2 separate regions of the Mus musculus genome follow, and region 1 is linked to region 2. A link is a contact called in ENCODE Hi-C data. All regions are on one chromosome and are shown on one strand. The core of a region is the stretch at or near the end of the contact, and the rest is flanking DNA. Distances in the headings are between cores, read along the strand shown.

Region 1 (3,147 bases), core at 475-2,974, 230 kb after region 2:
CACTGAGGCCCACCTCATCTGGGCCTGCCTGAGAACGCCTGTCTCTCTGGTCCCTCAGTGAGAGAGAGCCCCTCTCAGGTTTGTGCTGTACACGGTGCTACCCATTGCAGCCCTCAAGTCCACGTCCTGTGTAAGGTCTGGTTGCACTCATGGAATGGTTGTTGCATGAATAAACGTATGTGTGGCTGCTGAGGTGGCTCAGTGGCAGAAAGCACTTGTGTGGAAATCTGATGACTTAAGTTCTATAGAACCCACTGTGGAAGAAAACTGACTCTCAAAGGTTGTTCCTTCAAACCTTCAAACTTGTGTTGTGGCATGCACATGCATACACATGCACACACACAAACACACACACACACCACACACACACACACACACACACACACACACACACACACAGAGATTATGCAAACAATAATAAATAAAATTTTGAAAATTAAAAATAAATGTATGTGCATGGATCCTATGCACAAAACAGATAAACTGGAAACGGAGAAATCAACAAGAAAGCATTGGAGGCACTGTTCAAGAAACAGTCACCAGACTAGTGGTTAAGTCTGCGCAGGGACCCCCAGCACACAGGGTAGATCTACAGGGGAGCTGGATTTTGCTTTTGCAAACCTGTGCTTTCTTGAGGAAAACAATAGTAGTTTATTTTTGTGTTCTTCCCACTGGGTTCATGCTTATGGGTGATATGTGCTTAGAATGGGGTCACAGCCCCTGCTAGAGCAACTGTACTAGGAACTGGAGGCTCAGGGCCTCCCACAGTCCCAGGGAAATCCCTGTCTGCCCGCCCGCCTGAGTGACTGCCTGCCAGCCTGTGTGCCTGTTTCATGGAGTAGAGCGGAAGCAGACGGAAAACCCCTTCCACTACACAGCTACACAGTGGGATCCAAAGCTACACCTCTGAGTTCCCACTCTTCTTAGCCACTCCACTCTTGGTGGTTTTTTCTGTCCCTTTGGTTGCTAGATTTGGTTTTTATGCCTTGAAGACTGGATACCCCTTGATTGTGATAGGGTCAAAGTGCAGCACCCTTTTAGAGGAAGCAGCATCAGGTTTGTTATTTTCCTTCTATTTCCAGTGACTCCCCAGTCCTTCCTTGTTTGAAATTTGCTGACATCCATCAGCGTGTTGGGTCCCCAGGAGAGGCATTTTAGCTTGTTGTATTTGTTGCTGAAACTCTAGTACCTACAAATGGCTACCGGAGTGGAGAAGCCTTGTTGAGTAGAACAGGGACATGAGAAACAGTGAGTGAGCTGGGAAATGAGAGAAGAGCGAGCGTCAACAATCCTTCAGCTCTTTTTGGTCACTCGTGTCTGTGATTTAAGCCGCCCTCTCTGAGCAAGGACTTTTGTTTGTTTGTTTGGTTTGGTTTTTCAAGACAGGGTTTCTCTGTATAGCCCTGGCTGTCCTGGAATTCACTCTGTAGACCAGGCTGGCCTTGAACTTATAAATCAACCTGCCTCTGCCTCCCAAGTGCTGGGATTAAAGGCATGTGCCACCACTGCTAAGCGAGCAAGGATTTCTTAGATGGGCTGCTCCAACCTACCCCAGGATTCCAAGACAAGAAAGGCTGGGGAGAGGGACACTGGAGAGTTACAGGAGGAGGAGACTGAAAACTCTATGGGAGCCCTGTTGCCTACTGACGTTTTTCCTGGCATCTGCCCTGTGGCCTGGGCCCAGTGCCCATGGAAGAAGGAGTTGGTTCGGGTTACAGTCAGGCCCACAGTCCAGAACAGGGGAGGAGCCTGTGTTTAGGGGTGGGGGGCCCCAAGGCAAAGAGTCCCCTCAAGCACTGTGGAGCATTAGGTTTTGAACGACTCCATTTAGAAGCAGAAGAAAAGCTCTTGGGAAATAGGAGGTCTCTGGCTGGCTTCCCAGGAGAACAGCAAGTTCCAGCCAACTGGAGCTCCGGAAGCAGGGAATTTGTGGGGAGGAATGGGGCACGGAGCAAGCAGACATCCTGACCACAGTTCCCCTGGAAGAGCTTTGCTCTCAAGTGAGCATGTTTCTGGAAATGGGGAGTGTTTGTCCTCCCAGGTTGTTATGCACACAGCCAGGGTATTGTGAACCTAGTCATTCCCTGGTGTGCATGTTTTCAGAAGAGGAGTATTATAAGCTATTCATAGTTCTGCCTGAACATTCTTTGGAGTAACGGGATAGACTTCAGCTCCACCTCTTCCTGTCTGAGGGCAGGAATGGGCCTGCCCTGCTGTCTCCAGGACAGGCTGGGAAATCACTCTTCTGGACAGCTCCCTTTCAGCCCACCAGAGCCGGGACCCGACAAGCCTCTAGGGGCTTTCGGGCTGTCAGGTGTAAAGCAAGTGAGTGTGCAATCATCCGCTCCCGCTGACTGATGGGGGCTGGGGGTGGGGTGGGGTGGGGTGGGGTTGTGGGGGGTTGGTGAACTCAAGGCAGGAGGCTCCAAGGAAGGGCCCAGGTGACATTAAGGAGGAGAGAGAACCAGTTATGAATTTTTAACTGTAAAAAGGTCAAACATTAACTTCATCCAAATAAAACCTAACATCAGTTGCAAGCTTTCGTTTTAGGACTCCAGCCATTTGTTAACCTACGACGGAGTGGGAGGGGGAACAGGGATGCTGGCATCTCACAACTGCTTTGTCTTGAGACCTCCCTCACATTGGCACCCAGAACCAAAGAGCTCCTTATTCAAGGATACTACTAGGACTGGAATCCCTGCAGACCTGGAGAACCCACATCAGGACAAAGAGACAGGGGTCAAAGGGCACTCCCGCAGAAGGCATCGTGAGAGTAGCACTGGTGACTGGGGGTGAATGGGTATGGTTGGGAAAGCTTGATGCATTCCACGGGAAAGGTGGGGCTGTGTAACCCCTCCCACCCAGCAACTCCACTCCTCTTTAATACCACACAGCACCAGTCCTTCATGCCTTTTGTCTTAAACTTACTTTACATTCTTACATATGAAAAAAAGACCCCAAATAACTCGTGTTAGGTGGGTTAAGCTGGTCAATACTTGCCATCTTAGTAGTGAAAATTAATGTGAAAGGTAATAAACTCATGCACACTAATATGAGTAAAATGTTTATGGGGGAAAAAACCCTCAACTCCCTATTTTCCAAAACAAATAATAGGCAGAACTTGGTGGGCAAGGGGCTCTGTCTGGC
Region 2 (3,523 bases), core at 933-3,432:
TGGACCACACTGGCAGCTGTTGACGCTGCCACTTCACACTTTGACTAATTGGTCAGATATACCAGATTCTAGAAGTTGGTTAAGTGAAATTGTAACTCATGCACTGATAAGCCTCTAAGTCTTCAAAAATAGAACTGTGCGATATCTCACCCCAGAAGCAACTCTGGGCTGCTTTCCTCAGAACTCAGACTTTTAGGTAAGCATACATAGAACATAGACTTCAGACAACATGTGTTCGTTCTGTTGACACACTAAGATGTTATTTTAATTTTGGCTTTCCTTTTGTGCAGGAACACTGTATTTGGGTAGCCATTTGTTAAAAAATATCCAAGTGTCATAAAATTCTGTGTCTTTTTGCAAACTTCAATTCATGAATAACAGTTTCAATTCATTTTAAATTCAACAGAACTAAATACCTCTGGCCTCCCACAAAGACATCACAGGAAGATTATTGTAGCTACTATTTCAATGGCGGTTTCTTAAAGTGAGCACTCAAAGTCTAAGTGAGTGGGTAATTAGAGCCAGGAGGGGTTAGTGCTGTCTCCAAATGCAGAACTCTAGAAATGAAAACCATCTTGGCTCTCCAGCAAAATGTGTGAAAGTTTATGCCACTGAGCAAGACCTCATACTCTATGCGATGCCATTTTGTGCTATTATAATGACTTGCCAGAGAGATATACAATTAGCTGATATTGGTTATACCTCATGAAACATGTATATGAGATTTTGATAATGCCAAGGATTTGCTAAAAACAAACAGCAACAACAACAAAAACCTTTTTACTTCTCTAATTAATAAAACCTGACATTGTCTCCTTTACCGTTTAGCACACATCATAATAATAATTATTATAATTATTAGAGACACATTCTCACTATTTAGTCCTGGCTGGCCTACAACTGCCTATGTAGACCAGGCTGACCTTGAACTAAGAGAGATCTGCCTGCCTCTTCCTACCTAGTGTAGGGGTCCTACAACTGGTGATGGCTCATATTTAATTTTGATAGGATCATCAACTCGATTGATAACAAATCATTACAGAACAGTTTGAGTTGGAATAAATTTGTCTTGATGTTTAAGACCTTTATGTTAGGTCTTAAAGCTTTATTGTCCTTAAATACAACTAGTGTCATGGACCATTAAACAGCAAAGTGGTCTGAAGAGAAATTATTGATTGGAGTGGCAGCCAAAATTTTAAAGTGCCTGAATTTCTTTTGTAATATCTTTATGTAGAATGCATATGCCATTTTAAAGGTAATGATAAATGTTCCTGTTGAGCTGTCCCTGGCCTCTTAGTTCTCTTAAATTCGAACCACTTAGGCACATGCTAATACTAAGGACAATATAAAGCTCCTTGCTAAGTTTGAGTAGTTAAAAACATTAAGGATTTTTTGTTGTTTTGGGGTTTTTTGTTTTTTGTTTTTTAAATGGGAAAGATAAGGCTATCAGCGTGAAACTTGTGGGCAGAGGACCACGCCTCCAGTTCCCTGTGTTCTCCAAGCGTGGTCTCCCTCTGGTTGGCTGCATGGTCTCCATAAAGGATGCAACTCTGGTATGTCCGACCGACTCCAAAGGTACTAGTTGGTGACTCATTTCAACTTCTGTCGTCAGCTCCACACGGAGCCCTTGGCCCCTCCCCCCATTCCCATATCTCCGAGGGCCATTGGTGGACCCTATCCTCCCGCCAGCCGGCCCAAGTGGCCAAATAGCTCGGATGCCTGTCATATTTGTGGTCGCGCTCCTCTGCGGACTGTGCCAGCGCTGCCGTCTTTGTCATCACCCACTCTGTCATGTCTGTTTTCCAGTATGTGGGGGCCATTAGTGGTAGTAGTGGCGGTCCGGCTTGGGCGCTCCCATTTCTACCTCTCCTATTTAGCTTTCAGTCCACAGAAGAGGCTGCATAAGCTTGGTGTCTGTCCGCCGCTTCCTGAGAGTTCACCCTGAGGGAATCTGCATTTATGGCACTTGGGCGGGCCCGGGGCGGGCCCTGCGAAGCTGAGGCGGGTCCGGACCGGCTGGAGGCGGGGCCTACGGAGATCTGGACCTGAAGGCACGGGTGGGCGGGACCTATAGTAGGAGGTGGGAGGGGCAGGGTGGGGCCTATACTGCAGGGGCGGGGCTGGTGGGGCGGGGCCCGGCCAGGCAGGGGGTGGGGCCTACGGGGCCTGGCCGGAGCTCGCCAGAGGCTCGCAGGCGGACGTCACTCCCGCACGGCGAGTGCTGGAGCACGAGCTGTACCTCTCTCGGCCCGGGCGTCCACTCCGCCCGCCTCCTGCTTCCTCCAGGCTGCCCGCCGCCTCCACCATTGTATAATGTTCCCGACTCGCAAGCAGAGGACGCCGGAGTCGTAGCTCCGGCCTCGCCGAGCTCCCTGCTACCGTCGGCCCCGCGGCGGGGGCGCCCCGCATGGAGCGGGCATAGCTTGAGGGGTGGGCGGAAACCCCTCCGATGCGTTAGCTCCTGGTGGACCTGCTTGTGGTGAGTTCCGGGCCGAGCTGGAGGCTCCCCGGGGTTGGGCTCCGGCGGGCGAGGGGCGGTGCTGGGCTGGGCCAGGCGGGAGCCCAAGGCAGCGGAGGCCGGACCGGGCAGGTTGGGGAGCACCCGCTGGCCGCCTGGAGACCCCGACTGTCACGACCTGGGGCGGGGTCCGGGCGGCAGGGGCCCGGAGCTTTTGCCGTCACAGCTGGTGTGTGTGTGTGTGTGTGAGTGTGTGTGTGTGTGTGTGTGCGCGCGCGCGCGCGCTCGCTGTGGTGGCTCTGGTGCTGAGAACGTGCGAGACTTTTTTTTTTTTTTAAAGATTCCGGTTGCTGGCAGGGAGGCTGCTTCACTTTTGAGTTCCGTGTCTGGGTTTGCATCCAACTTGCTATATTGTGTTTCGAGAGTTTCCCGGTGGTTTTGCGTTAAAACAGTTCTCTTCACCCTCTTTTCTTCCGTGCCCAAGTGAATTGATTTTGGATCCAAATGTTTATTAAACTTAATGCCTTCCTGGTTTTTAAATTAGAAATCTACAAGTCATCTTGGTGTTAACCGCCTATGACGGGGCAGAGGGGGGGCGGTGCTGAGGGGAGCCAGCTGTCCCGACGCGTAGACTTTGTACCATTGACACTGGGCACTTCAGAGGACCATTGCGTCGAGAGAAAGTACTGAATTGTTCATATTTTTCTTAACTATAAATTGTCTTAGCTTTAGCCGGAATGGTAGCAAATCAGTAGAGTTGAAAATTGAATTGTAAGTTTCGCAAAGCAGTGAGACTGTTTTAGAATAACTTTTTGCTCGCATCTAGGTAGTTTCAGGAGTAGAAAGTCGGTTTTGCAGGCACTGAGTGGAGGGCAGTCAGCAGGGACAGACTCAGAAACGGCAGATTTTATTTAAGTAGAATCAGTCAAACCCTAGCTGGCTTTCAGGAACAGTCGTTGTTTTCAAGCTTTGTTCTTGAAACGTGCTTTTGAATTCCTAGTATTTGTTAAGAAGTGTTCAGAACCTATGGAAAAGGGCCTGGAGGTTGTAGTCACCAGTAGGATG

What was found. A loop is a pair of places that touch in the nucleus more often than their neighbours do.
Region 1: a map of gastrocnemius shows a loop between it and region 2 (2.6-fold over the local background). The contact joins the enhancer-like site here to the promoter of Sertad2 in region 2. A Hi-C loop is called at or near these places in 1 of 37 maps with a recorded cell type or tissue (gastrocnemius).

The regions. Positions count from the first base shown.
Region 1 is chr11:20,857,329-20,860,475 of GRCm38, forward strand. No RefSeq gene overlaps it. Among named protein-coding and RNA genes, the nearest start is that of Gm22807, 11 kb to the left of the region's middle. Within about 2 kb of position 1,725, at least 3 of the 3 ENCODE cell types and tissues checked have a DNase peak (open chromatin) inside an H3K27ac peak, as active enhancers do; they include gastrocnemius, where a contact is called at or near this core.
Region 2 is chr11:20,629,795-20,633,317 of GRCm38, forward strand. It overlaps Sertad2 (SERTA domain containing 2), which reads left to right and starts at 2,183. Exons shown (of 2, transcript NM_001038625.1): 1 at 2,183-2,479.